Regions from separate parts of the Mus musculus genome. Here all the other regions are linked to region 1. The links are chromatin loops, found by intact Hi-C in ENCODE. Cell type or tissue: heart. All regions are shown on one strand. Region 1 holds the start of Gm32121 (a long non-coding RNA gene). Region 2 overlaps Nkiras1 (NFKB inhibitor interacting Ras-like protein 1). Region 3 holds the start of Rpl15 (ribosomal protein L15). Region 4 holds the start of Rarb (retinoic acid receptor, beta). Region 5 overlaps Thrb (thyroid hormone receptor beta). Region 6 overlaps Rarb (retinoic acid receptor, beta).

What was found. Peaks named below come from ENCODE experiments on the same cell type or tissue, not always from the same donor. Only the 100,000 strongest peaks of a DNase experiment are listed, where the experiment ranks them.
Region 2: it touches region 1 in a loop (4-fold over the local background); 5 of 42 quality-filtered maps call a loop at or near these places.
Region 3: a loop joins it to region 1, with 5 times the contacts of the local background. A loop is called at or near these places in 5 of 42 quality-filtered maps.
Region 4: it touches region 1 in a loop (2.4-fold over the local background); 2 of 42 quality-filtered maps call a loop at or near these places.
Region 5: it touches region 1 in a loop (9-fold over the local background); 25 of 42 quality-filtered maps call a loop at or near these places.
Region 6: it touches region 1 in a loop (2.2-fold over the local background); 2 of 42 quality-filtered maps call a loop at or near these places.

Annotation. Positions count from the first base shown.
Region 1 is chr14:17,403,398-17,408,397 of GRCm38, reverse strand. It overlaps Gm32121 (a long non-coding RNA gene), which reads left to right and starts at 612. Exons shown (of 3, transcript XR_383103.1): 1 at 612-691. In heart, a CTCF peak has its summit at 2,224 (motif pointing right); no DNase peak of the experiment used is centred here.
Region 2 is chr14:18,282,805-18,287,804 of GRCm38, reverse strand. Nkiras1 (NFKB inhibitor interacting Ras-like protein 1) reads right to left here. Exons shown (of 4, transcript NM_023526.4): 4 at 3,802-5,000. Ube2e1 (ubiquitin-conjugating enzyme E2E 1) reads left to right here. Exons shown (of 6, transcript NM_009455.3): 4 at 2,537-2,669; 5 at 3,384-3,531; 6 at 4,366-5,000. The coding sequence ends at 4,463. Among named protein-coding and RNA genes, the nearest start is that of Nkiras1, 14 kb to the right of the region's middle. In heart, CTCF peaks have their summits at 226 and 3,008 (motif pointing right); no DNase peak of the experiment used is centred here.
Region 3 is chr14:18,267,998-18,272,997 of GRCm38, reverse strand. It overlaps Rpl15 (ribosomal protein L15), which reads left to right and starts at 2,012. Exons shown (of 4, transcript NM_025586.3): 1 at 2,012-2,039; 2 at 2,538-2,719; 3 at 2,955-3,091; 4 at 3,682-5,000. The coding sequence starts at 2,548. The coding sequence ends at 3,987. It overlaps Nkiras1 (NFKB inhibitor interacting Ras-like protein 1), which reads right to left and starts at 1,862. Exons shown (of 4, transcript NM_023526.4): 1 at 1,675-1,862. In heart, CTCF peaks have their summits at 1,817 and 2,019; DNase peaks (open chromatin) are centred at 1,867 and 2,677; H3K4me3 peaks cover 3,185 bases; H3K27ac peaks cover 2,325 bases.
Region 4 is chr14:16,574,331-16,579,330 of GRCm38, reverse strand. It overlaps Rarb (retinoic acid receptor, beta), which reads left to right and starts at 3,855. Exons shown (of 8, transcript NM_011243.2): 1 at 3,855-4,473. The coding sequence starts at 4,317. In heart, CTCF peaks have their summits at 2,070 and 3,673; DNase peaks (open chromatin) are centred at 3,800 and 4,300; H3K4me3 peaks cover 1,992 bases; H3K27ac peaks cover 1,954 bases.
Region 5 is chr14:17,964,935-17,969,934 of GRCm38, reverse strand. The region is part of intron 4 of Thrb (thyroid hormone receptor beta); the gene reads right to left. Among named protein-coding and RNA genes, the nearest start is that of Nr1d2, 270 kb to the left of the region's middle. In heart, a CTCF peak has its summit at 2,385 (motif pointing right); no DNase peak of the experiment used is centred here.
Region 6 is chr14:16,564,515-16,569,514 of GRCm38, reverse strand. All of the region lies in intron 1 of Rarb (retinoic acid receptor, beta), which reads left to right. Among named protein-coding and RNA genes, the nearest start is that of Rarb, 8.5 kb to the left of the region's middle. In heart, a CTCF peak has its summit at 2,404; no DNase peak of the experiment used is centred here; H3K27ac peaks cover 222 bases.

The sequences.
Region 1 (5,000 bases):
TTACTTATTGTCTGTTTTTGTTTTCTGCTGCCTTTGGAGTTCAAGTCCCATGCCCTGGGCTTCAGAGTAATCCTGGAAGATAGCTGTGTTAACTGTAAGTTGTTTATTCTCCCTCTGCCATCCAGATTCACCTTTCTGTTTCTTGAAATATGTTTAAGATCTGCGCTGAGATGTCCTCAAGGAACATGTTCAACTGGCTCCTCTGCATGTGGGATGTGGGCTGGGTGTTCAAAGGGACCCCTGAATCTCCCTTACCCAGAAGGCCCTGCTTGGTTGTACAAAACACTTGTCTCCATTCAGATGTTTATCCTTAGCAGTCAAGGAGAGAGCAAGATTAGCCCTGCGGTTGCCCTGACTACATGATTCATGGATACAGTCTCAATTTCCTGAGTCAGAAAACCTCAGGTGGGCTGCACAGTCCCAGGGAACTTTTGTGGTCTTTTTATCCTGATATTGCAACAAGAATATGAGCTACAGATCCTCCTTTCTCGTCTCAAAATGCCACAAAGACATTAACATAAATGCTTTGAAAAACAAATGAGCAAACCAAAGAGGGAGGACACAGGAAGAAGTGGGATCCAAAAATATGTGGCCTCCATTCCATTCACGCTGCGGAAGATGGGGAACCTGATGGTGTACTACGCAGCTTCTCCTTGCCTTCCACTGGAAACCAACTTAAATGGATAGAAAGGTGAGATTCCAAATCAGCAAAATCATAGATGAGTCCTTTCCAGACCTCGTGAAATCATCAGCTAATGACATGGTTTGGCAAAAGGGGCAATAGGAATCAACTAGTTGTTTACTGGAAAAACTTAGCTAAGCGTGGTTATTTTTTAATATGAAAAATATGTGGCTATCCCAGTTACTCATGAATGCTGGAAAAAATCACTAAAAGCACTTCTAAGAGAGTCAGATCAGACAGCAGGAGTAGAAGACAGGGCATGTTTGTGACCCTAGGATAGACCTGCAGGGGATTGAGGAGCAAATACTGAAGGTAGCTTTTATGGCTAGGTTAGAGAAGGATAAAACAGCCTCTAAAAACTACAGATACTGTAGGCAACTGGACCAAAGGAAAATGATCTTGGGCTGTAGAGACCCAGTGAGCAATCAGGGCATAATTCTGTGAATGAGCATAGCACTTCAGTTTATGCTCACTGCAGGTTATAGCTTGCCCCAGGTTACATTCAAGGACCAGGACTTTTGTTGAGGGAGCAAAGGCTGAAAATAGCCACACTTGGGCTCAGGCCAGCATCTGCTGCTATGTACATTTGGTTGGATTGCCACCACAAAGTGCTAAGGAGTCAGTTTCTTTTCAACAGTTTCTCTCACAGGCTAAAGTACAAGAGCAGGGTGAAGGTGTGGCCAGGCTGCAAACCTCAGAAGGGTGTGTTCCCAGCCACTCTTTGATGAGCACCAGCCTTCTCCCTGTTCTTCACATGGCCTTTCCTTAGTAACCATCAGTGTCCAATTTGTCTTCTCTTAGGGTTGCCAATCCTATAGGTTATCCCTCCTCCCCAACATCTCAGCTCAGCTTAACAAATCCTCCAAGGACCTGTATCCAACGCTGGAGTATCTAGGGATCACCTGGAGTTCAAGATTAGCCTCTCTCTGAAACAAAATTAAAACAAGGCAAAGAACCTTCGAGGTGCTTGGAGTTAGGACAGCAACATGAATTTTGAGTTAATTACTTTCTACATTTTACTGGAAATTTACTTAGCTCTTCTGAGACATCTTCTTCTTCTTAAATAAGATAGGGACTGCAGATAGTAGTGTGATGAGAATATATCAACTACAACCACAGCTAATGCTAATGTAGCAGAATACCATGAGCAGACAGTTCTAAGGCAATGGATGGCCTGGGAACTTGGAAGGCTATCCCAGCCCAGCCATGCCTGTGATTTCAGAACAGTCTCTGTCCTTCACAAGCTTGTTCTTGACTCCTGCTGCAGCATGGCTTTGAACAGAGGCTATCTCTCCATCTGGTCATTATCTCTCAGTCAGAAAGACATGACAGCTGACTATAAAAAATAGTTTGAATTACTTAAGAAAATTTTTGTTTTAGGAAATTGAAACAGAATGGTAGCAAAAGAGGATAAGTTTACATATATTACATTTCTTAGGCCCTGGTAACCTCTTGTGTTAATCATTCTTTTAACACAGCCATTTCCATTGAACCTTTCTCAGCATTAAATCAGGGACTTGATGCTAGGTTGAGAGATGTCAGCAGAGGGCAGCAGAGTGCCAGGTACCTGGGCTATGTGGGCTGACACCTACAAGAGAAAAAACAAAACAAAACAAAAAACCAGAAAAACCATCTCTACAGGGGAGGCACTCTGCATGTCCTCCTGGAAGCATGAAGAACTCCAATGCTGCATATTGTTGCAGACAGGAGCCATTAGCTTAGACAAGAAGGAGGCAGAGACCACACTGGAGGGTAGCAGTGGCTTATGCAGCCATCTAATAGAAGCCCAAGAAAGTTAGTTTTGAAACTGGGGAAGGGCTAGTATAGCTCGTAAAAATGACCAAATGACAGCCAGGCATGCTGCTCCAATGACAACCCATCCTAGAGAAGAATGTTTTGGAGTTTCTAAGTTGTGTTGGATTGAAGAGATTAGACAGGTCTTTTAAAGATACTTGTCAAGCACATTGGAACAGCAGGTGTTGGTGAGACAATAACTCAGGGCTATTCATGAGATCATCAGACACAAATGAAGACAGGTGGGCTCTAAGCATATGAATGAGGACAGAGAGGAGACAAGCCATTGAAAGGTTTGCAGAGGTCAGAAGGAAGACAAAACACCTACTCTGGACAGCCGCATGGGAAGCACTGTTATAGTGCCAATATACAGGTCTTCAAAAGCACAGAGATCCAAGGTTTGGCTCCTAGCTGCTGAGTCTGTTCCTTGAGAGACTGACTGGTCCAAAAGGCTCAGTGAATTATTGATGGAGTTCTGATTTGAGGATTTAGGAGCTTTAGACTGGTCAGTGGAGATGGCTTACAGGGTGGGAGGGTAGCTTTGCAGGGTCTCTTGCTCTGGCCCTTTTTTGTCTGGCTTTGTGTTTCTTGGATACCATGAGATACACAGTTGCACATCATGATTCTCCTGATTCTACAATGCTCTGTCTCATCTCAGTCCCTAAGCAAAGGCTTGGCTGACTGTGGCCTGATGCCTTGGAAAATATGAGCCCAAAGGCATCCTTTTTTCTCATTTCCCAACTCTAGCTACAACGTGTCTTTAGGCGGGAGGGAGTAATCAGAGGAAAGCTTATATACAGTAGTAGCTCATGCTTCGAATAACAGAACTCAGGAAGCAGGAGGATTGCCATGTAGTGCAAGCCTGCACTACAGTGTGAGACTCTATGAGAGAGAGAGAGAGAGAGAGAGAGAGAGAGAGAGAGAGAGAGAGAGAGAGAGAGAGAGAGGACATTCTGAATCATATGTACTTATGACACCTTGAGCCCCACTTGAGCCCTAGGAAGAGGCAGCAGGGCCTCTGCAGCTTCCTTCCACACGCACAGGGCAATTTTAGATCTACTGGCTGAATGGTTGATTGCTAGGTAGGTGGTGAGACAGAGGTTTTCAAATTCTGTTTGCCAATAATTTGAGGGAAACTTTTTCCCCCTGCAATGTGGTACTTTTGAGTCATCTTTTGTTTGAAATTATCTAAAAAGGTCAATTATGCAGCCCTGAGAATTAGCAAATCACAGGTATGTTTATTTTTGGAATAGAAATTCAGAATTGTAGAATGCATGAGGAGATTTGCTGGGAGCCAGGGTTTCTGGCACCCCAGATAGCCTGTTGGAGGATTTGTTTATCTTGCAAGTTCTCAAGGGAAGCCACGATTTCTAGTCTAGGGACTATACACTGAGAGTCACTGTGATAAAGGGGTCCTCCCTGTTCACTGGGTACATGGACATGCTTATTCTCTTTTTAACTCAGGCTTTAGTTATTCATGGAACCCCTGGACAGCATTAGACACACTGATATGTACCTGCCTTCCTCATGTCTGGTTGACTACTTTGGCCTGGGTATCAGTGGATTCCTAAATAAATAAGACACTACAGTTGAATGCCATTAGCTGGCTAGCCATGTACTGGCTACAGAGAGTCCTGTTTACAGAGAGTCTCAGAAACTGTGGGTTCAGATTCATGAGTCACCCTGCTGATGTTGAAAGCTTTTGAGAGTCAGCATAATTAGAAGCACCTAGTGAGGATATAAGCTTCACAGTCAGACATGGCTCATAAGCAATAGGCAGGGGTATCTAGGATCAGTGACTTGGCAGCAAAGTACAGAAATGGTTGAGACTTTGAAGGAATATATTGGTTTTCCAGAGTGAGGAGAAAACTGAAGAGCTGAACTTGAAATTATAAATTGGCAGCATAATAAAGTACTCAGAGACTTTTAGATGACTACTCATCTTCTCTTTTGTAAGACTATTTTTGTGCCCAGTGTCCATGAATGTTTTGAAAGACCCTGTTCTGGGGTTGTTAGGTGGCTCAGTGGTTAAGAGCCCTTGCTGTTTTTGCAGAAGACCAGGGTCAATTTCCAGCATCCACAACAGCTGCAATACCTGCAACTCCAGCTCCAAAGGATCTGATGCCATCTTTTGGACTCCCTAGGCACCTGCTACCATGTACACATATGCCTACACTACACTTCATTATACTACACTACACTACACACACACACACATTTCAAATCAAATTTTAAAAGTCTTTTAAAGGTCCTACTCATAGCATGCTGAACGTATTAGCCTCATTTTATAAGATATAAAATCTGAAGCATAGAGGACTTGAAATCACTTACTTTAACTCACACAACTAAGCACTGGGCAAAAAAGTATTTGAATTCAGAGATTCAAGAACTATGTGTCCAAGTGGGACAGTACAACAACACAGTGCAGCATGATGTTATTTATTGATTTCACACATGTGTGCCCCACACACATTTGGATTCATTATAGAATTGCAGTTACAAGGTGTTTCAAATGATCTCTAGG
Region 2 (5,000 bases), 880 kb before region 1:
TTTCTTTTTCTAAAGCAGGCACAGAGCAGTAAAACAATGATAGCTATTATTGTAACAAAACTACAACTCTTTCCTTTCTAAGCTTGACCTTGAGCCATGCTCTCCAAGGCAGGGCTTCCTGGCCTCAGCACTGCCGGGATCTGCAGCTGAAGTAATTGTTTTGTGCTTTGTAGAGTGTACTTCAGGGTGCTTAGTGCTGACCTCTACCTACCAGGTACTAGCAGTACCCGCCTTCCCATGTGTAACAATCCAGAAGTGACTTCAATGCAGGTGAAGGTTTGATGTTAGCCTCTGTGGCCAGTTGGCAGTCTTAACCCTCTTGCTCCCAAGGGGTGCCTTTTATGGAGTAGCAGTCAAATCATGAGTGCCAGAAAATCTTGGGCTCTGTTTTAAAACATTGTTAGCTCACATGGACATCAGAACCCTTTTCTCTACTCTCACTTCCTGCTGATGTCTACTTGTCTGCTTCTAGCTCAGCTTTCACGGTCCTTTATTTTTTTTCAATCCCAGCACTCTGGAGGTAGAGGTAAATGGATCTCAGATTCAAGGACAGCCTGGTCCACATGTGTATGGAAAGTTGGTTCTGTCCACCATGAGGGTTCTGTGGATTGAACTCGGGTCATCAGGTTTGGCAGCATATGCCTTTACCTGCTAAACCATCTTGCCAGCCTGACAATGAAGAGTTTTCTGTGGCAGTTTGGTAGAATAGTGTTGATTGAACTTTAAAGGCCTTAGCTCTCCTCTGTCACTTCGGGACAAGATATCCAAGACTTAAGTGCTAGCAGTTTTAGTGCAGTGAGGAACCATTTCTTAGTTTCCAGACAGCTGTCTTGTTGCACTAATCCTCGGCAGGTAAGAAGCAAATGTTCTGGTGGTGAGGTCTTATTTAGGACACTAAGCTTATACATAATGACTTCTACTTTCTTGACCTGACTGTCCCCAAAGGCCCAACCTCCTAGTGACCATCCCACTGGAAGCAAGGGACACAAACAGGCTAACTTTTGATAATTGAGAACCCATTCTGTTCTCAGTAAACGAAGAAGCAAAGGTAACTTTTTACTAGGGGGATCATAGTATATTCCTAGGAGAGAGCTGGTTAAGATCTTGTTGGAGGCTGGAGAGATCACTCAGCAGTTAAGAGCACCTGATTCTCTTCCAGAGGATCCAGTCAGTTTCCAGTATCTGTGTCAAGCAGCACACAACCACATGTCACTCCAGCTCCAGGGATCTCATGCCCTCTGACTTGTAAGAGCAGGCAGTGTGGGGGCGGGGGGGATACACAAATAGAAATAAATCATTTTTTAGTCTTTCCCTGTACCCTACCTTAGTAGTAAGAAATTACTACTACAAAGAGTATTACTACTCTATAGGTCTTAGAATCGGAGTGCAAGTTTTACTGCTGTTGCTAAGGTACTTGAATACAGAGCACTCTGGAAGCCAATGCAATATTTTAGAAGGATGGTATAGCCGAGTAAGGGTACAACCAAGTATATTGTATTTAACAAGAATGGGGTTTGGTTAATGGCTAATGAAAGTTCGTGTTTAGTTTAACACTGAAGTGAAAACTGATTACATCATTGACATTCGCCTCTCTCACTCACTAATTTTTATAAGGTAGGAAGTATAGGCACCAACTTGGAATTACCCATGACCCAGCATTTGTGAGGGCTGAGTGACTTTGAAGACAGTTTGAGCTACTCTGTCTCAGAGGGCCAGAAGATCTTCTAGCTAAAGCAAGTGTGTGTGTGTGTGTGTGTGTGTGTGTGTGTGTGTGTGTGTGTGTAGGCTGGCTGGAAGTCAAATGTTGTATGTCTTTATGTCAGTGTGGAGTTTAAAACTCTGCCAAGTACTTTAGTTAGGGCAAAAATTCTTGTTATTTACCAGAAATGATGCAGCAATGAGAAAACTTGTCACTGAATGAAAAATGAGGACATGATCACTCCTAGGTATGGTTAGATTTTATTGTAGATAAAGGGGAGAACAGGCAGAGACATTGGGAGAGTCCAGACTGAGCCAAGCTAACAGACTGAATGGAGTTATTGGGCATGGGGATGGGGAGGACAAGAAAAGGGGGGTGGGGCAAGCTGACCAAGAGTGAAACAAGAGCTCAAGATTGCGGTGTGGACCAAGAGAGCCATAGTCAAAATAGCTGAGCAGTACAATGAAGAGAAGGTGGGGGAAGGGAAGCAGAAGCCCTGTCCCCAGGTCTCACCCTGGCCTGGGTGAGAAGTGTTTGGAGAAGCCACAGGTACTGAGATTTGCCCTGAGTTTCTTTGAATCATAATAGTCAGCGGCTTATATTCTAAGAAACGAATCTTTAATTGATGTTTACCTTACGCTTGAGAGTTGAAGAAAGTTCATGTCTAGCTGCAGCTAGAGTGTTTAGAATGGGTCTGGTGTTCTTCTGTCCTGGCTCACTACCATATTCTTTATGAAGAGAACCCAGACATTAAACCAAAAGGATAAGGGGAGGGTTTTTTTCCCTTTTCTGATGCAATGTCACCATGTCTTTATCTGCTCCTGTATTATTTCACAGTGCTGGTCCCAAGGGTGACAACATCTATGAGTGGAGATCAACCATTCTGGGTCCTCCAGGGTCTGTGTATGAAGGTGGAGTATTCTTCCTTGACATTACTTTTACACCAGAGTATCCTTTCAAGCCTCCAAAGGTAAGGAGTCTCCAGTGTCTCCTGACATTAACTGTTCCTTGAGAGAGATCAAGTTTTCATTGTAATCACAAAAGCTAGAGTCTTCCATTTGTGTGCTGCTGTCCTGTTAAAGCATGTTAGTAACAGCTGTGTGTACTGCGGTACAGTCTAGATCTGTGTGGCAGAAGAGCTCAGCTTCCTTCTGTGTATTGTTTGCCAGTTTTAAGTGAATGTGATGACTGTTGGTTGGGTTGGCTCCTCAGTAGGCAATAGGCATTTCTAGATGTAAATGCTTAAAACTGTGCTAGTTATTGTCTAGCTTGTTAGATTTTACGCACACTCCGAAGCAGTGTATTACTTCCAGCTAACACAAGAGGTCAGCAAACAACTAACAATCCAAACTTAAGACATAGTCATATTTAGAACATTAAAATTAAGCCAGATGTTACTAGTAGCACATATCTGGAAACAGAAGCAGGCAGAGGGATCAAAAATTTGCAGCTACTTTGGGATATATGGTACCAGACTAGCCTGATCAAGAAAAGAAAAAATGAAAAAAAAAAAAAACCAACAAAAAAAAAAAAAAGAAAAGAAAAAATGTAAAGAAGTATCTGGCAGTGGGTACTGCTGTAAAATGAGATGGAGAATTGAGTGTGGCCTCACTTCAACAGCGTCTACCTGAAATGTCATAATGCCTCCTACATGAATGCTGCTTGACAACTGCCTTATTTTTAGGTTACATTTCGTACAAGAATTTATCACTGTAATATTAATAGCCAAGGAGTTATTTGCTTGGACATATTGAAAGACAACTGGAGCCCAGCCCTAACCATCTCGAAAGTCCTCCTTTCTATCTGCTCACTCCTTACAGACTGCAATCCTGGTAAGACGAATAGTCATCTGCACTGTATTTCTTACTAAATGTTTCTTGTTTTCCACATAAGCTAAGACCATTAAAGGACATTTTAATCAATTGTTTAGTGCACTAGTTGGAAAAGGCAGCTACTCTGAGCTCACTAAGGCTGGGTGCAGCTCTGCTGCCAGTTTTGATGAGGATTCACTGAGCACTTGACCACAGCCAGTGCTCACTTTAGAAAGAGGTATTTTTCTGCACTTGGTAATTTCAGAATTGTAATCTTATTGGGACTAATTGTTTTTAAAAAGAAAGAAATTATTTATTTTTCTGCTTAAATATACAAATTTAACTAGGCATTCCATTTTCAGAGAAACACATTTATTTGGAAGTCTGGGTTTTTGGCCTTTTCTAGGTATACATTATACAATAGATACTGCCAATTGCACCAGCCAGAGAGACTTCCCAATATCTACAGCTCTAATTGGTTGAACAAAGTTGGTCTTGGAGCCTTGGTCATACACATGGAGAACAAAGAGTGTCACTTGTTGAGAGAGAACTAAAGTAGAATAAGAAAATGAAGCCAAGGCCACTCCTCCCACCCTTCTAGATAAGATTAGATGAAGGGCTAAAACAGTGGCCCAGCTGAAGAGCAAGTGTTCTTGCAGAGGGGTTCAGCTTCCAGCACCCACTAGGGGCCCACATCCATAACCTGCAAACAGAGTACCCAAAAACATAAAATAAACCTTTTTAAAAACTGTTTTTAAAGATTAGAAGAAAACACCTTCTGACAGTGAGTGTTTCAGACATGGGCAAAGTATCTGATTTTCTTTCTCCAAAGTAACATACATGTTTTTCTTCCAGCTGACCCTTTGGTGGGAAGTATTGCCACTCAGTACATGACCAACAGAGCAGAACACGACAGAATGGCCAGACAGTGGACCAAGAGATACGCTACATAAACTGGGTTTTCAGTTCTTACATGACTTGTCTGTCACAGAAGAGAGCTGCTTATGATTTTGAAAGGGTGGGGGTGGGAGTTGGTAAAGAGTAGGCTATTTCTATATCAGATATTATTCAGTCTTACTTCCCAGGATTTTGTTGTAACTTAAGGTATCTTGCTACAGTAGACAAACTGGTAATAGCGACTTTTAGAGCTGAAACTTTGCAAGATTAGCTGACTTTTAGTACAAAAGAAAGCATGTGTAGATACTTGTGTTCCATTGATCAGCTTAAATTTGTATAGGTACATGTCATTTATGTAAAGTCCTATTTTCTTGTTCAAAAAAAATGGAATTTGTTTTTCCTTCTTAAAAGGAAACAATGGTATTTAACAAGTTTGCAAAGATGAGTTTGTTACCTCGTATATGTAAAATGGACACCTGGCTACAAGACACCATGTAGTTAATGTATTTTATCTTATATGCAAATTACTTCAAGGGTTGAATCACAATTTGTGGAAACCTGTAGTGAAATACCTTAAGCTGTTAACTGTAAGT
Region 3 (5,000 bases), 860 kb before region 1:
AACAACATTATGAACTAACCAGTACCCCTGAGCTCTTGACTCTAGCTGCATATGTATCAAAAGATGGCCTAGTCGGCCATCACTGGAAAGAGAGGCCCATTGGACACGCAGACTTTGTGTGCCCCGGTACAGGGGAACGCCAGGGCCAAAGGGGGGGAGTGGGTGGGTAGGGGAGTGGGGGTGGGTGGGTAAGGGGGACTTTTGGTATAGCATTGGAAATGTAAATGAGCTAAATACCTAATAAAAAATGGAAAAAAAAAAAAAAAAAAAAAAAAGGAGGTAAGGCCTTGTTAGAGGAAGAGTGTCACTGTGGGGTGGGGGTGGGCTTTGAGATCTACCATGCTCAAACTATGCCCAGTGAGGCACACCTCTCTTTGCTGCCTGTAGATCAAGATGTAGAGCTCTCAGCTCCTTCTCCAGCACCATGTTTGCCTGCATGCTGCCATGTTTCCTGCTATGATAATAATGGACTAAACCTCTGAAACTGTAAGCCAGCCCCAAAGTAAATGTTTTCCTTTATAAAAGTTGTCCTGGTCATGGTGTCTCTGCACATCAATGAAACACATTACTACTGAACTACACTCACAGACTTGTAATTTATTCTTCAGCATTATTAAAAAAAAAAAAATCATCCAGGAGGCTCAGCAATTAGAACACTGGCGGCTCTTGCAGAGCCCCCAGGGTTCAGTTCCTAGCACCTACATGGAAGTTTTCAACCACTTCCACCTACCTCAGTGGGCCCCAGGTACAAAGGTGGTCGTGCACAAACATACATCCAAGTAAACACACATAAATAAACACACATAGCCTAAAAATAAACGTTAAAAAATTTTTGAAGACTGTCCTAAAAGAATTCATATCCTTCACTCCATGCTAACTTGCAAGCTCCACCAGATGTGCTTAAAAGAGAAAAAAGTCAGTTACTGCCCCTCCCCCCCCCCCCCCGCACCCCAACCCCACCTCGTCCAGGCTCCACTTGCCAGGACGCTGAGACACTGTACCGCTCAATACCCCTCCACTCCTTCAATGTGTGTCCTTTACACTTGGCATCAAAAGCAATACATAGCATAGTGTTAACGCTTGCTCCCAAGGCTAGAACTTGTATGTTGTCTGAGCTGCATCACCAGCAGCTGAGACTGAGCTCCACGCATATTAAGCAATACATCTGTTGAATTTTTAAATAGGACAGGTGAGGACTCTTAAAATGCTAAAGCTGCCATTTATTCTAAAAGATAAGAAGAGCCACAGATTGATGGAAAAGGTAAACATGATTCCCAAAACCTTTGCCACAAACAAGCGTAGTTTATTAAAACCACACAACTGTATGAAAATAGAAAATTCTGGAACTACAAAAACTCCAATACACCATTACTTCTCAATAAAGAACGCAGTGCAGAATGCCAGCATTTCTTCCTGAAACGGGTCATGGCAAATGAACAATTTGCTATCCTAAAAACGCCTATAAAATCAAGTCCCCGGGCACCTCGGAAAATTCAGAGGGGGACGGGCACCACAGTCCACCCACTAGCCTGGTTCGCGCAAGTCCAAAGTCCCTGGCCGGCCTTAAGGACACGCAAGGTCCACGCGTACCACTTCGCCTACGACCAAGTCACGGCCGTCCTGCGGTCACTGTGCTCCGAGATCACGGAGCGAGGCGCCGGTGGAAACACCAACCTGACACTGCAGGGCAGTGAGACAGCAGCACGCAGGTCACCGCGGTCCGAAGGCGTCCCTCTGGAGCCGGTCCCCGACCTGCTTCCTCCGGCCCCTTGACGTGACGTAAGCAAACTCGCCGCCTCTCACTTTCCGCAGCCTTGGCAGCTCAGGAGCACTGCTGAGAGCTTGGGAGAGCATCCGGAAGCGGCGGGCTGTCCCAGCCTGACTCCGCCCACCAGGTTGGATGTCGGGACTACAAGCCCCAAGAGGCACAGTGCGGCTACAATGCCCCACCGGAAGGAGGGTCGCCGGGGTGGGAGGAGGAGCCACAAAAGGGATTGTGGGAGAAAGCCTTCTTCCTTTCCTCTGGCGGCAGCCATCAGGTAGGGCGGCGGGGTGGTGTTTGTGTGTCTATCCGTCGCGAATCGCGCTAGTCTTCAGCCATCCGACCCCGGCGACCCTACGGCCTCGGAGTTTCTGCCTCGCACGAGCGCCTAGTGAGGATACGGGGTGGAGAGGGTACGAATACGCCGCCGTCCGGGAGGCTTGAGAGACGCAATGGCGGCAGGATCCGAGCTGGGCCGGGGACTGAAGGAGGCGTGGGATGGAAGCGTGGCCTCGGCTTGCCTCTCATCAGGCCGCCCGGGTGGGACGAAGCTCTCCTGGTCTTACTCGCGGTGGCGGTTATAACCCTGCTGCCAGTTCTGGCGGCCTCCGGGAGTATGGAATAGTCAGTCCCGCCCAGCCGGCCCTGCGCCTTGCTGCCTCTGCAGAGCCCTTCTCATTCCCGGTGGACGGTGGGGCTCCAGGAAGGATGGAGAGGCCGTAGTCAATGTCCTTGACAGCGATCGCTCTTTCGATTTGCTTCTTCCTCTCAAAAGGTGAGCCAAGATGGGTGCATACAAGTACATCCAGGAGCTATGGAGGAAGAAGCAGTCCGACGTGATGCGCTTTCTTCTGAGGGTCCGCTGTTGGCAATACCGCCAGCTCTCTGCGCTGCACAGGGCTCCCCGCCCCACCCGGCCTGATAAAGCTCGAAGACTGGGATACAAGGCTAAGCAAGGTGCGTGAGGTCACGATGTGGGTGGTCTATAACACTCCCAGAAAAGTCGGCGGGCCTCAGTTTGGAAGTGCCCCCCCCCCCAAAAAACCTGCCTGATTTAGCTATGCTAAATGTGATATAGGTTACAGATATACTTTAGTCTACATAGTCTATCTTTGTAATTAAAAGGAAGCATTGGAAAGTCTTAACTTAGTCTAACGTATTGGTGGTTGGGTTGTTTTGTTTGTTTGTGTAGGCTATGTCATTTACAGGATTCGTGTCCGCCGTGGTGGTCGTAAACGCCCAGTTCCTAAGGGTGCAACTTACGGCAAGCCTGTCCACCATGGTGTTAACCAGCTGAAATTTGCCCGAAGCCTTCAGTCTGTTGCTGAGGTGAGTTGTTGGGAGTATCGATTGTCTTGACAACCCATTAGGAATGGTGGGCTAGGAAGAAACGGGGAAGCCGGTGGAGTTTCCCTCGGTATAAGGTGGGGATGGAGTTGTTTTGTACTTAGTCACTATCGGTACTCATTGTTACTGTTTTGCTTGAGGATGTGCGGAAAGGGGTTTGGGTTTCTGGACTAGTTTCTACAGACCCTATGCTTTTGGAAGACTGTAAAATTTTGGGCCATTCTGTTTTATTTACATTGCTAATATTCTGTGATCAGTTACTCTTAGGTTGATAAATGGTTGTAGGAGCCCCCTTTCCACAAGCTAGAACTTTTTTTTTCATTTGTTGAATTAATGTATAGGGTTATGGGCTTGATCCCTATTGCTGAAGGGGACTAGGACAGCACTCAATTTCATGTCTGGTTTTTAGGGAGAAAAAAAGTTATGTGCTTTTGTCTACATGTCTGTCATTTAAGCTAGTCTAATTCTTAAGGTGTGTGGGGACCTGGCCTGCTTCAGTCTCATGACCCAGAGTTAGAAGGATTTTTGTCTAGTTTACAGGAAACTGACTGGTCTTTCTCTGCATATTTTAGGAGAGAGCTGGGCGCCATTGTGGGGCTTTGAGAGTCCTGAATTCCTACTGGGTTGGTGAAGATTCCACATATAAATTTTTTGAGGTTATCCTCATTGATCCGTTCCATAAAGCTATCAGAAGAAATCCTGACACCCAGTGGATCACCAAACCAGTCCACAAACACAGAGAAATGCGTGGGCTGACATCTGCTGGCCGAAAGAGCCGTGGCCTTGGAAAGGGCCACAAGTTCCACCACACTATTGGTGGTTCCCGCCGTGCAGCCTGGAGAAGGCGCAATACTCTCCAGCTCCACCGTTACCGCTAATACACGTGATATTTGTAAAATTCATATCCAATAAACAATTTAGGACAGTCATTTCTGCTTAAAGGTGTTATTTGTTAAAACTAGTCTACAGATTGTCATGAGTGTTCTGTGAAAATGTAGAAGTTAAGTGCAATAATTGAAAACTGCAGGTGATGGCATATCTTGTTTCTGATGTACTTTGCATTATCTGCTTATGAGATTAAGTGTATATAGTGTTTGTGCCAAGTGGTGTTCTGTGTGTAAGACCCTGTAAGAGGTAAAAAGTCCTGAAACTGACCCTGGATGTGTTGGTGCATGAGATAGAATCTACAGCTTTACGATGGCATCTTTTGGTTCACTGAAGTGGCTGCTTGGGAGTTTGATGAGTACAAACTTTATAGAGTTGGATTTTGCTTAGAAATGTGTAGGAAGAGAGGGTTTCAAAACCTGTTTTGTGCATAGAAAAGTGAGATCAACTATAACCCACATTTTGAGAATTGAATCCAGTGTTATTTTCAGAAGACCAGGTAAATTTGTTGGAAGAGGTTTCACTTTCTGTTGGATCTAGAGTATGGATTTGGAGATGAAGGTTGAACATTGGATGTAGTAGGGCTTATTTAGGGCAGATTATTTCCATTAGATTTGTAAACTTGGTTGTGGTTGCAAGTTAATATCAACCAAGCAAATATAAGTTTGATTAAGCTTGCAGACATTAAGCTTTTCTAGCAGCTGGTGTGTGCAGAGGCAGATGGCTCTCTGGTTCCAGGACTACCTACAATATAGAGAAATTTTCTCTATTCCAGTCAATTCATCATGGGTAAGAATAGTCCATTTTGGTAGTGTTATTTCATCGTTTACAATCTACCTATGGGTAGTGGCTGGTAACTGCCTGGATGTTGACATTTCACAAAGGCCATACTTAACCACACTTTTATTTCTATTTGTGCGATGCCTTGGAGTAGTTTCCCAAAGTGATTTTGAGTGTGGAAGAAATGGTATTGTCCCCGAACAGCTGGCTTGGTCTCAAAATCTAA
Region 4 (5,000 bases), 830 kb after region 1:
AGCTGTCTATGTGCATTCAGACATGGTTCTTTCTTCAGGAAACTCTCTGGCTCTGACATGTTTGCTGAGCATGGTTCATGGCGTTTCACTCAGGATTGTCCAGGAGGTAATTGCTGCTTCAAACCCAGAGAAACAGATGTAGATCCTGAACTCTGGCTATAAATCCATGCTTTATGATTAGGGTTTTCAAATGTGCTGTGTCACACTGGCAAACAAGTACACAGTGACTCTTAAACAAAATGAATTTGACTCTCAAACTTTTGGGGATTTTTGTTTGTTTGGTTTTTCTTGTTGTTCATTAGACCATTGATCAAATAGAGAAAATAGAAGAGGTGTCCATGTTAGAACAGGTGTCTGTGGAGGGTATGGGAACGGTTCTTTCTAGCTATGTAAATCAGACTTAGTGATGTCACTCCTTTACGCGTCACTGTGAACACATTGGTTCAGGTTTAACTCTACCATATTTATTAGTCACTATCATACATGAGCATATACTTATAGTGTATGTTCATTGGTGCTTTCCTTACTTCTATTTAAAAGAAAGACTTCAGAGAAGAATCATGTTTTCAAAAGGTGGGAGAAGATTTACTGACCAAAAAATGATAAGAAATGTGGTTAACTTGAGTCCGCTTTTGAATTAATACTTCCTAATAGCCTCAATCGCTGCCAATGGTGTAATTAATCCATGATGAGAAATGACTCACTGACTATGAGTCCCACTACATTATAAGAAGTCCATAATATCCCATCCACGCAGATTTAAATACTGATCAAGTTCATTTCTCTACAATTAAAAGAATCTCGAGGTGATTATAAATCTAAATTATCCTTGTGCAAAAAAAGAAATTCCCCAATCACAAGCAATCACCACACCACAACCACAAAGAGCCTTGCTAGAGACTGTATCCTTTCAGCCAAGCAACTGCTATCTTGGGGATTTCAGCTATGTCCCCTTGCAAAGGGATAATCCTAGCTAGGCTTGTTGATAATACTGCTCCACCCCAGGAAAGACTGGGGAGGGTGACATCTTCCCCCACCACCTGTTGTATGCAACTCTGCCTTAATTGCCCATGGCCTGGGGAAGGCCTTAAATATATGAGGAATGTGGTCTTCATCTACATAGCTGTGGGGAAGCTGTCTTCTCTGCTGAAGTACAGACCTTCCAAGAGTGCCTAGTTAGGGAGGGAGCACCCCCACACATCCCTGTAAGTGACTTTTCAATTATGCTTTGTAAGGAAGCCCAGTAAACTCAAAGTTCCTTAGAGTGACCTCTAGTAATACTGACCTCTGTCCTTGGAACCATAGGGTTAGGAGAAGGGTTAAATATTGCTTAGGTCTCCTGAAGAAAAGGAATTTTAGCAACACACAGGCACACAAAGGAGGAATATTGTGGAAGACATTTCTGGGCTCAACCTCTCTTTCCCATGACCACTGCCTCCCTGCACTTTGGGACCATTATTAGCAATTTCCACAAGGAAGTGCAGCAGCCTCCTGGAGAAAGGGCACCTGAGACACAGGTATCTGCCATGGTGCCAAGCTTTCTCACCTCTAACTTATTTCAGTTCTGTTCAGTTCCTCTCCCCTCTGCCCATACCTTTTCCTCCACCTCCAATACTAGGTGCTCGTGACTCTGTTTCCAGGGAACCCAAGACCTCAAGGAAGCATTCAGGGACAGTAAGTCTCTTGGGCCAAGCAGAAAGTCACACATAGCCCAGCGTTTTGTATCTTTACAATTGTTCAGTGGTGGTCAGTTAAGTGGTCGCTTTGTAATGTGTGTTGTCTTTGTAGTTGACAAGTTTCTAACAAAATGGCTACAGAAAGGAAAGCAAAACAGTGTGCACTTCCAGTGAGAGCTCTCCCTTCAGCACGCTGAGCTTCCTATGCTGCAGGTATAGAGGGCTTTCTTAGGGACACTCACTCCCTAAGGAGGAGTGTGCAGCATGCTCCCATCCTGTGCCAGGACAGCCAAATAATAGCAAACTAGTCAGAAGGGCATTTCAGCAAGGGTGGGTGTACCTGACAGGCTCCCCTGTGTGTCAGTGTCCTTCCCTCCCTGCACTGCCCACAAAGGAAGACAGGAGTCAGGGCTTCCCCACCCATTTCCTTGCCAGCCTCCTGTGGGAGAATTCCCAGCTTGGCAGAGAAGGAAGCAGAGTCTGGCTCTGCCCGGCATCTTCTTTCCAATGGAGAAGTTGGAAGCTAGCTGCAGGTGGCTTCCCTTTTTGAAAGTGCTGGCTGTTTGGCTGCATCTATATTAATTGCCTCTGGGTTTTTGAGAACAACTAAAAAAAATTCTGCTCCTTCCCCTAGGCTGAGTCAGTGTAACCAGTTAAAAAAAGAAAAGAGAAATCCTCTTGTCTGAAGATTAGGTTTTTTATTTGTATTTTTTTAAAACAGGTATAATTGGACAGGGGTGGTCTGAGCCAAGTCTAGCTTTCAGAATTATAAAACCCTCATACTTGCCCAGTATGAGGAGTATTTTCAAACTCCACGTTATGTGTGGGGACCTGTGCCTGACGAAGTGGCCACCAACACTCTGTGCATAGACTGAGGATTGGCGTGGGTTCAGACAGGGCACAAGTCTACTAACTGCTGAACACTGTAGCCTCAGGAAGGTCTGGGTATCCTTGGCAAAAGTCCCACAGCTAGAAACAGGAGGCTGAGACACTGCTAATATTCCTTTTGTGTGTTTATTGAGAAGTGACAGGTAGTTATTTACGTTCTATGGATGGTATACAGATGAGAAAACTGGGTCCTAGAGAAAATCAGTATTTTCCTAGACACACAGATGGCCAGTGACAGAGTTACTGTTTTCACCAACCAGCAAACCAGAATCTAAAATTCTTTCTCTGTCTCTCTCTCTCTGTCTCTATATCTCTCTCTGTCTCTCTCTGTCTCTATATCTCTCTCTGTCTCTCTCTGTCTCTATATCTCTCTCTGTCTCTCTCTGTCTCTATATCTCTCTCTGTCTGTCTGTCTCTCTCTCTCTCTCTCTCTCTCTCTCTCACACACACACACACACACACACACACACACACACCTCAGTCTCTGTGTTTTGCCTTTCACTTTCTGTGTTTGTGAGAGTGCGATTGGCAATGGGGGGTGGGGGGTGGGGGGTGGGGGGAGGGAGGTGGTGGATAGAAAGAAGAGAAAGGTGAGATTAGGAACAGAGTTTGGTGCAACTAATCTGTGACTGCTCCAGGTGTTTCTGCCTGCAGGGTTTTTAAAGTCTAAGTAGATCCCAGAAGGGACTTTTCTCTCCCCTCCGGAGCTAGGACAATCCCTTCAGCGAGCTCAGCTAAAGCCTGAAAGAGTGAGAAAAAGGGAGGAAATAATAATAATAATAATAATAATAATAATATGAAGAAGGAATAAAAAGACGGCAGGCTTAATGGAAAGTTTCCCGGCCCCAGAGGCTTCCCTCTGCGAGCGGTGGCGGGGCTCCTGATGGGCAGTTCGGGGCTTGCGGAGTGCTTTTACGGGAGTGGAAAGATACCTAAGTTGCAAGGGCTTGGCCAGGAACAGGAGAGCAGAGAGGAATTTCAGAGGCGAGCTGAGGGCGAGGGTCTCCCTGCCAGGGCCGGCCGATGAAAAGGCGCAAACCGCAGCCGCACTCCCGCTCCTCCCTGCGCTCCTGGCATTGTTTGCACGCTGAGCCGTGGGGAGCACCGCGCGGCTGGCCGCGGACTCGCTGGCTGAAGGCTCTTGCAGGGCTGCTGGGAGTTTTTAAGCGCTGTGAGAATCCTGGGAGTTGGTGATGTCAGACTGGTTGGGTCATTTGAAGGTTAGCAGCCCGGGAAGGGTTCACCGAAAGTTCACTCGCATATATTAGGCAATTCAATCTTTCATTCCGTGTGACAGAAGTGGTAGGAAGTGAGCTGCTCCGAGGCAGGAGGGTCTATTCTTTGCCAAAGGGGGGGACCAGAGTTCCCGTGCGCCGCGGCCACAAGACTGGGATGCAGAGGACGCGAGCCACCCGGGCAGGGAGCGTCTGGGCACCGGCGGGGTAGGACCCGCGCGCTCCCGGAGGCCTGCGCGGGCGTCGCCTGGAAGGGAGAACTTGGGATCGGTGCGGGAACCCCCGCCCTGGCTGGATCGGCCGAGCGAGCCTGGAAAATGGTAAATGATCATTTGGATCAATTACAGGCTTTTAGCTGGCTTGTCTGTCATAATTCATGATTCGGGGCTGGGAAAAAGACCAACAGCCTACGTGCCAAAAAAGGGGCAGAGTTTGATGGAGTTCGTGGACTTTTCTGTGCGGCTCGCCTCCACACCTAGAGGATAAGCACTTTTGCAGAGCGCGGTGCGGAGAGATCATGTTTGACTGTATGGATGTTCTGTCAGTGAGTCCCGGGCAGATCCTGGATTTCTACACCGCGAGCCCTTCCTCCTGCATGCTGCAGGAAAAGGCTCTCAAAGCCTGCCTCAGTGGATTCACCCAGGCCGAATGGCAGCACCGGCATACTGCTCAATGTAGGTTTATTATTTTTTTTCCTTTCTTTTACCAAGGAAAAATAAATGTCTCTCTTGCATGCAATAAAGACACTGGAATAAAGTGCAGTGGTGGCAAGACAAAGGGTTTAATGATTTAATGCTGAAGGGGTGTGATAGGCTGCCATGCATATGGATTCCCTCTGCTGAAATTCCCTTGGAGAGGTTTCTTGAAACGCTCCTGCGCCCCTGTTCTCCCTTACCACCCTATTCTTTCTTGAAGATAGGTGTTTTTTGTTTGTTTGTTTGTTTGTTTTTAAATAAGTACGAAAGGAAGGGGAAAAATAGAAGGTGACCACGGACTTTGAACATTCTTCAAGTAGTGCAATCTGATATTCCATGCAATTTGTGTAACGGGTAGAGAGGGGACTTAACTTTGCTGGGATTAGCCACGAGCTCAGTAACACTTCCCCCTTATGTATTTCAACAGTGCAAAGTAATTAAAATATGACATGGTCTCTTCAAGGAATGCAACCGTGTAAAGGCGGTTAATCAGAGTTCATAATGTA
Region 5 (5,000 bases), 560 kb before region 1:
GTATTATAGAAATAGCTATGCTGACTTTGGAGAGCTCACAGTGGTCGATCAACAGCTCTGTGCTCTATCTCAGTGAGAAGTGAGATGAATGGACCTGGACCTGACGTTCTGATGTTCCCCTTCCTTCTGTTACCATTTCCAGTTTGTTCTTACTCCATTTCATGCTAATTGGTACCTTGTCCTTCCTTTTTCATTCTGCCCCTATTTACTTATGGATTATGTCTCCTGCCTTTGAAGTATGAAACCACACAGCTATCTTGTGCACTCGAGGAGCTAGTAGTGAACCCTTATATCATGTTGGGCACTAATCCTCCTTGACAGTCTAAGGAGTATGGAGCAATGCTTTACTCAGTGGGACTGAGACCATGGTCTCTGGAGCGTTGGGCACAGTGGACAGCAGAGGCAGACAGACCACTAGGAAGGGCTCCAGCTGTGTAATCCAACCTTCTCAATACTAATGCACTTCCTGATGGCCTGGTGACAGTATTGACCACTGAAAGGGTGAATATCCATATTGAAGGATTGCAAAGCATAAGGTAATTTGTAGATTATGACTCTGACTTTCAGGGCACTTTGTTACCTTGGTGAATAGGAGCTATATATCATTTGATGTGTCACTGTCTATTTAAGTCACCTGTTCTCTACGAAGATCATGGATTAATTAAGTCTGCCCCTTCATTGACATAAGATATTATTTAAATTCAATTATTGAAAAATTACTTTAAATTGTCTAAGCCCTGGAGGATGGTTTTTTATTATTTTATTTACATTTATTTTATTTTATTTTATTTTATTTTATTTTATTTTATTTCGAGACAGGGTTTCTCTGTATAGCCTTGGCTGTCTTGGAACTCACTCTGTAGACCAGGCTTGTCTTGAACTCAGAAATCTGCCTGTCTCTGCCTCCCAAGTGCTGGAATTAAAGCCGTGCACCACCACTGCCCAGCTCTTTATTTGCATTTCAAATGTTATCCCCTTTCCTGGTTTCCCCTCTGAAAACCCCCTGTCTCACCCCATCCCCGGTCACCATTCCACCCACTCCTGAATACTGGCCCTGGCATTCCCCTATACTGGGGTATAGAATCTTCACAGGACCAAGAGCCTCACCTCCCTTTGATGACCTACTAGGCCATTCTCTGCTACATATACAACTAGAGCCATGAGTCCCACTATGTGTTTTCTTTGCTTGGTGGTTTAGACCCAGGAAGCTCTGGGGGTACTGGTTAGTTTACACTGTTGATCCTCCTATGGAGCTGTAAACCCCTTCAGCTCCTTGGGTACTTTCTCCAGCTCCTTCATTGGGGACCCTGTGCACAGTCCAATGGATGGCTGTGAGCATCTACTTCCATATTTGTCAGGCACTGGCAGAGCCTCTCAGGAGACAGCTATATCAGGCTCCTGTCAGCAAGCTCTTGTTGGCATCCACAATAGTGTCTGGTTTTGGTGGTTGTATATAGGATAGATCCCCAGGTGGGGCAGTCTCTGGATGGTCATTCCTTCAGTCTCTGCTCCATACTTTGTCTCTGCAACTCCTTCCATTGGCATTTTGTTCCTTGGGGGATGGTTTAATAAATGATATTCTAGTTACAAGAAAGAACAATCTAGTGCCAATAAATATCAGTTTTCAGTAAAATATTTAATAGCAAAGGAAAATGCTGATGGTTTATTGGTAAGCATTAAAAGCTGGTCACACATGATATGCCTCATGTGACCCACGTTTGTTAAAAATAGATAAAAGAGACAACTAAAATGTGATAAAATTTGTAATAATGTTTGTCCTTGGTAGCTGAAACAAAAATATTTATATAAATTATTTGTAACCTTATGACTTACTGAAATTTTTATTTCCCTTGCAACACCATATAGAATGTTTAGAAAAGAAAAAAAATGCATTACATTTTTCTTCCCAGGAATCTAAGATTCATCTATTTTTACACCATGAATGTCGCAGATTTACAAAGAAACTGCAGTGGCATCATTACATTGATGCTTTCCTCCCAGCAGCCCCCATGCCTCCTTCCAGAAAGTTCCTGGCTGTTACAGAGGCCCTGCTTTATGGTTACAATGGGTTGCTGAGGTTTAGCTCTGAGGAGTCACCTCCCTATTTGTGACCAACTTTCTGGGCTTGCTGAACTCTGTGATTCTCAACAGAATTTTAGGAGGTTTGTGTGTGCAGAAGGGAGTAGCCTTGGAATAGTTTTAGAGTGGAGGGCGAGTTCCAATCCTGCATTAGGGGGTTTCCAGAAGGGATCTATCACCAAGGAAGTGTTACCAAGGGGGTGAATGTGCATGTTTTCAGGCCCAAAGTGAATCCCCAAGACTGGATTGCCATTGGCTCCAAGGGCTGCAGGAAAGACAGGGTCAGGCATATCCCTGAGAGCCCACTAGGTGGCAGGCCTTTTCTTGCCGTGAGTCCTTGTGAATATCTGCAAGGCTTGGGGGACACTGGTCCAGAGTCAATAGAAGGGACAGTTGAAATACAGATTCTGAGGTCCAGACCAGCCCAACTGGGCCCTCAGGTTCCCCTTTCTCCTTCCCTCTTGTCCTTTTACTAGAAGACTCTATGAGGTCCGTGCTGGCCTCAAACTCACTCTCTCCTGCACTTTCACGGCATATGGAGGGCTGTGGTTACAGAGTGAATCACCACACTCAGCTTAGACTCTCATCTCTACAAGCCTCTGGAAATAGTGTTAGTGCCACTAACCGGTGTGCAACAATGAGCACAGAATAAATCAGCTCTGACTCAGGAAGGGAGAAGGAGGCACAATCTCTGATGCAGAATATGAGGGGTCCCAGGGATCTTCACTTAGCATGATTAAAGCACATAGATGTGCTGCTCAAAAGATTAGCTAGAAACTCCAAAGAAGCTCCAAGCAAAATACATTTTAGAGTATTTTACAGATAAGTCAATGATTTGCAGACTATTTTAAGTAAAAGAACACTAAGAAATCTCAGGCATTAGAGACCAATACATTCCTTTTCTTGCTTAAGACTTTGGCATAGTACTGGCTACATGTGGCTGACCAGGCAAGTCTCACAGCACCAAACTGGTCTGTGTCTGGCTTGGGGAATGGCACTCACTGGTGTTGAATCTGGTTGATGAGAAGACACTGAAAGTTTCTGCAGCTCGTTCTCCATTTCTGACCTTGAACTGGCAGAGAGCAATATGCATCAGTTTGCAGCCCACAAACCACACATGAAAGTATTCTGAGCTAGTTCAGATAGCCTACTAATTTGGGGTGGGGCTTATTGTGTAACTTAGGGAAGCCAGTTTATTGTTTTGAATCACTGACCCCAAGTAAACCTTTGTGTATCAACTCAAGGTCATTTGGTTCTTATGGGAGACATCTGGGGGTGCTTGGAGTGAGATGATTGTGTCCTTTGGCTCAAATGTTCCTTTTCCCACAGTTAGACATCAAGTATAATGTCCTTCACACAGTAGGCCCCAAGCACTAGAAGATGAATGCATGCTAGAGTAGGTCTTTAAGGCTGGTGGCCAGCTAGGAAATAAATGTCCAGTATGAATGGCCATCAGACAATGCTTTCCTTATGGATTCTATAGATGTAGCAGATCATGGAGCAGACAAGAAGAACCAACTCTCAAGGGCAAACATAGGCATCACTCACTGGTGTTCTAATATAGGAGGGAAGTTTACTGTAGTAGATTTTTGGGCTTTGTAACTCAGACCACTTGGGTGTCATTTCCCCACAAAATTTTAAGCCCAGATCCAAGTTAAGCTTGGTGGTATCTCTGGGAACCTCCCAAAGTTTGCCTCTGTTGATTTTCTTTCAACACTAGAATAATGAAAATGCACTCTAATGATTTAGGGAAAGAGCTGGAAGAAGATCTGAGCTTCATAAACAGACCACCTCACTGTCCTCATCTGTTAAAGTCCTTTGGCTGAATTCCTTGCTCAGCAAGTCAAGGGATTTATGTGACATAAGGATGTATAGCCACAGGGGAAAATGGTGGCTGCTATTTAAAGTGCACTATAAGTCAGGTACTATGCTTAATTATTATTATTATTATTATTATTATTACTATTTTTGAGACAGGGTTTCTCTGTATAGCCCTGGCTGTCCTAGAACTCATTCTGTAGACCAGGCTGGCCTCAAACTCAGAAATCCACCTGCCTCTACTTCTCAAGTGCTGGGATTAAAGTCGTGCTCCACCACTGTCCAGCTGTCCTGAATATTTAAGCACAGTATCTTATATAGCTTTATCAACATAACATATATAAGTTTGCTCTAAACATAGTGGAAAGGCTGATGTTCTAGTTCAAATGTGTCAATCTCAAAATGTTGTGTTCTTAGCCCCTGTACTGTAGAATTTTAAATCAGAAGACTAGCTTTTTTAGCCTAAATTCACTATCCTCTTGCCTCAGCATCCTGTGTGCTGGAACTCCCCGTTCTCTCACTTTCAAAATATATTAACAAACAAAAGTTTAACATGTTGAACTCTTTATAACTAAGAACAAAATCTCTCATAAATGATAGGGATGACATTCTGTGCATGAATGAACTTGGTTTCCAGTTGTGAATGAGTTAAACTGTTCACCAGGTCCTTCAGTCACGGGGATGCTGGCATTTTGCTATAATCCAAAGACAGGCATGGTTTTACTGCAACCTATAAAATCTGAAAATACAATCTGCTAGTAAATCTGAACTGTAGTTCAAGTGAATATGAGCACACACCCATTCACACACAGAGACCCTGAGCACACACCCACTCACACACAGAGACCCTGAGCACACACCCACTCACACACAGAGACCCTGAGCACACACCCACTCACACACAGAGACCCTGAGCACACACCCACTCACACACAGAGACCCTGAGCACACACCGACTCACACACAGAGACCCTGAGCACATGCCCATTCACACACAAAGACCCACTGTTTCACATCCTAATTCCTTTGGGAAAAAAATTATTTTGCCATTAAAAAAAATCCTCTTCAAAATTTCAAAGAATTTCTTTTACAGATGTCTGCAT
Region 6 (5,000 bases), 840 kb after region 1:
ACAAATTAAAGAAAACAAAGTTGATGTGAGATCTGCATCCCATCCTACTCAAGCCTCTTTAAATGAGAGGGTTAAAAGTTCTGACTACCAAGAGCAGGAACTGTGACATCTGGGGCTTTCTGCCTGTCTCAGGCAGGTTCAGGCAGGCACAGGACTGTGGATTTGCTTGCTCTCCAGCCTCATTAGGTGCAGAGCTGCAAAGGGGTGAGTTGGGTAGGACTCTGGATTACACAGAAAAAGACTAGGATTATAGGAAGTGATGTCAGACTATCATTCCTACCAGATGAGCCTCAAGAATTCAGGTTTTCAGGGCCTCAAAAGGAGAGATCCCACCCAGAGAGGGGAGAAAGAAATCTCAGATTGAAGAGTCATGGTAAGCAATCTTGGCTCTAACAAGCCACAGCAATACCAAAAATAATTTGATAGAAAACGAGTATTTTAATAAATGTCTTCTGAGACATGATTTTACAACTCTGTAGTGGGTGCCCCTTCCTCAGCTGCCAGATGTGGGGTTCTTTGCCTTCTAACAAAGTCCAGCAATCAGTGGGTACCAACCACCCACAAACCCTGCCAGTTCCTCGCTGTTAGGGCCAATCCCTGCAGCCTCCATTTAGCTTCTTCAGCCCAAAGTTTCTGCCCTGCTCTGCATCATATGACCAATTTGTTCACTGCCAGACCCTAAGTCTGTTTCCTGCCACGTCCATTTTCCTTTTCACTTGAAACCCATGTTTTCACTTCCCAAGTGCCTGTCTTGAGAGGTAGAAAAGTTCCAATGGAAGGTTTCACCCGCTCTCTAAGCTTACACTTGTCTTTAAAGATCACAGCTTTGTAAACTTTAATCTGGACTTATTTCCCTAAATTGACCTGGTCTTGGGATGTGAGGGAGAAGCTTGTTTTTCTGGTGAGCTTGGTGGTACCCTTCTGTAATTTAGGTCTTTGGAGGTGAAAGATGAAGAATCAGGAAATCAGGACCAGTGCACTTGACTGGACTGAGCTATGTAAGTCCCTTTCTAAAGACAAAACAAAACAAGAATGGTGGTTTTTGCTACTCTGTATTAACTACTGTTTTTCACAAATGAAAACTTTGCCAAATTCAAAATACTGCAGGTAAGACTAAACAAGTGCAGCAGTTAACTGGGGAGAGGAGAACGGGATCTCATTTTTCCCAATTTTCTTCCCATTTCCAGAACAGATGAAGAAGCAATATAATGACTTCATGTCCTCAAAAATATTAACGGTTGCCACAGCTACGGCCTTTGTTGTGTCATCAAAGTCCATAATTGTGAAAAGGCTGATGACAGTCTGAAGGTCCTTTTAGCTTCAGATGATTTTTTAGGGTCTGGTCTATTGCAAAGCTTGTGGGGATAATTAGCTAAAATGGAAGTGGAGGCTTCAAAATACAGTTTCCGAGGTTTTCATTTTACTCAGTACCACCGTGTATTGCGAAGGGAATTCTTAAAGGCACACGTAATTATTTTATTATGGTCCTCAGAATGCTTTCATTGGCTTTAATAACAAGCTGTATAAAAGTCATACATTTTAATTAGTCCTTCTTATATTTACATCAGAAAAGTAACAAATAATTGATGAAAAACAAGTCTTTGGAATGGATGGCTTCGTGTACCGTGCTGCTTACAGCTTCGGGATGAGATGTTTCCTCATTGCTTTGAATTTTAATTATCTAGACATTGCAGTGGCAGTGTGTGAAGCTGAAATACTGCTGTTGCCATTTCTCAGCAAAATAATCGCCATCAATGCCTACCAAATGAAAGGTAACTAGCCACGCGTCTCTGAGGATGTAAATTACCAGTTCCATTAATTTTAGTGTTTGTTAGCGCTCCTTTGATCATGTTCATCTTGTGAGAGATTCTGTGTTCCTGTGTGTGTAGCCACATTTCGCCCTGAACACTCTTGTTTGAGTCTAGCTACCTGACCAGAAGGCTCCAATGAAGGTACCTCGCCAAGTAGGCACTGGGGATTCAAAGAGCCTTCTCTGTGTTCCAGGCTTGTTCCCCTTTGATTTTTATATGAAAACACATTTCACATGATTGATCTGTTTGGGTGTACAGAACACTAATTGTTATTATTGATTTTTAAATTCCATGACCATTATAAGTAGCCCGGATGACTGGCAGATAAAGGGTAATAATGCATGGAGTTCTGAAGCTGTTTCATGTTTGTCTGGAGTACTTTATGTGGTCAATATTAACTGCCCCATTGAAACTAACAGCTGTATCAAATAACAGTCAATCAAATGAATGTGCTTAGAGATTATTTATTGAAAGCTTTAATTGTTCACTGGGGCCCTGCTTATCAGAGGAAACAATAGGAACTGGAGATGAGAAGAAGTCTGGATTGGCAAGTAGGAGTATACAGAGGAGCTGTGCTGATTTGCCTGTGAGTGGTGCCCTATGCAGTGAGAGGAGAAGGACTGCCACCAGGCAGAGGCTGTGAGAGCTGCCCTGCTGTACTCAGGACTGACTCCTGGCTGCCAGCCACAGCTACCTTTCCTTACATCTCTCCACCTCTGCTCCCCACATCTGTCCAATGTTCTGAGATATCAGAAATAGCTTGATTTAATGTGAGCTCGATTTCTGAAGCTATGAATTGGAGACAATCATGTCTGCCATGCAGGATCTGTGGAAAGACTGGCAAACGTGTAAAATAAGATTCTGTTCTTGGGAACATCCAGAGGTCTCTGGTTGTGCTTTCTTGACTGAGTTTGGTGTGTTGCCTGGGCAGGGGCATGCTGGTGAACAGCAGGTGCTACTTTTGGGACTAATTTTTACTTTATCCCTTCGCCTCTGTCTGTTGCTCCTCACATAGATGACAGTCCTTCCTGCTTGTCAAAGGTTGGGCAGTTCTCTGGTACTGATTCGGGGGCAGCCATTTACCAAAGTTTCAGATTTGCACACATTACTGACACTGACAAGTAAGCCTTGTCCCTTGTAAAGTTAACATGGTCCTCACAGTCGTGACGGCACCTGCATAGCCTCATCACCTCTCCATGGGTCCATGGGTTAGGTCCTGCAGAGTTCCTGTTGGCTCAGACTCTTGGCTGTCTGTCATGTGTGAGGTGCCTTGATTTGACCTCTCCGGGTATTGGCAACCTTTAGCCACTGTCTCTGCTCCCTCCAAACTTAGAGGAAACTAGGGTGTGTCAGTGACACACACCTCATTACATAAGCATGTCTCTGGAATTCTAAGATTGATGATGGAGTCCCTGAGACCCACAGCTGGGGATAAAGAGACTTATCCATTTTATCACAGTAGAGGCTCATGATTAAACTTGGACAAAAGAAGACAAAGTCTACCCTGAATGACTCGGTAATGCGCATCCTCCACCTCACTTCTCTGTGGACATTGCTGGAGCATCTAGGGCATAATCATGTTCCTTGGGGATGGAGTTGAGTTTACTTTGACTCTTGGAAATGTCTCATTCTTCATGATTGTTCCTGTGACTTAACTGTCCTGCAACATACCACCCTAAAACTAAGTGTCCCAACACTTTGTTATCTAGCCATCCCGTAGATGAACTTAGCTTGTCAGTCCTTCCACTAAACTCAATGTGGGATCATCTGGGACAGTGGCATCCAGAATCAGGAAAGCTCCCTCCAAGGGCCATGTGCTTGTTAACTACTGGAGGAGACCTAGGCTAGGGCTGGTGTCTGGAAGACCAGACAGGGGATCTGTTAGGGAGGCTTCTCATAACCCAGGAGCCAGCCTTCCAAGACGGACAAGCTGAAGTGTCTCTTAAAGACTCAGAGTGGCCTCGGGTTTCCTTTACTCTTCTGGTGTTTAACCAGTGACAGGGTTAGACAACAGTCAGTAAATCTACCCCTTCGTGGTGGGTAGCAAGAGTGTCCAGTGATCATTAGTCTGCACAACATCGTAGCATGTGTGCTACACAGCAGGAAGGGAGTACTGCATTCTGACATACAATCCATGACTTTCAGTGAGTTTTCCTTTTGGCTCCTTATATATTTAACAGAATTCTATATTGCTGGCTATATATAGATTTAGTTAATCCTCCACAGACTATGTTGTTATCTACATTATATAGATAAGAAAATAGAAGTTCAGAGTAGGCAAGCAGTATGACTGAGGTCACACAGCAAACTGTGAGCCTGGATGACAATCCCACCAAGCTGATTTGTTCTTCCACACAGTTTTCCCTTGCAGGTCTTTAGCCTCTGCCATTAGACTGTCATCACTGTCTACTGAGTAGACAGTTCCTGCAAAATGCTTTATGCCTTAATGTCAAGTAAGGCCCCCAGGAGTGTTAGGAGTGGGATGGGAAGCCTGGATCACCACAGAATTGTGGCTCACATGATTTTCTCTAATTACATTATTTTCTCTAACATAAATGATGGTGTCCTAGACCGTGAAGGAAACTGCTAGAACTATGAGGAACCGTTTCACTTTAGCCTCTTTGTTCTCACATCCTGTTGGTAGCGGGCTGTGTTCCTTCTCACTAACAAGGATCCTGAGGCTGGGCTGACTGCGAGGCCATTGCTGAGGTTCCTGAGCATCTAAGCAACAGGAGGTGCAGCTTTTCACACCACTCTAGTCTGTATGTATGTGTGTTAGTGGCTTGTGTGAGATGCTGCCTTAAGCAGCGCCTTCCATTTCCAAAAAGAAAATAAGGGCAAGAGAGGAATAGGAGGAGGGGAGGAGAGGGGAGGGGAGGGGAGGGGAGGGGAGGGGAGGGGAGGGGAGGGGAGGGGAGGGGAGGGGGAGTGGAAAGTGGAGTAGATGAGAGAGGAGGGAAGAGGAAATGGAAGAAATCCATGGGATGGTGAAACTGAATGATCTTTGCTATCTGCTACCTTCTTGAAGTACCCATTGAGTATAGAGGATCCCAACCTTAGTTAACCATCATTTTTTGGTCAAAATTACAATAGTCATAATGATTATTGCTGGCTGTTAAGATTCTCTTCTTAATTCAGTGATTTTAGATACAGTTCAAACACACTTTGTTGGAAGTCACATGGTAGCCC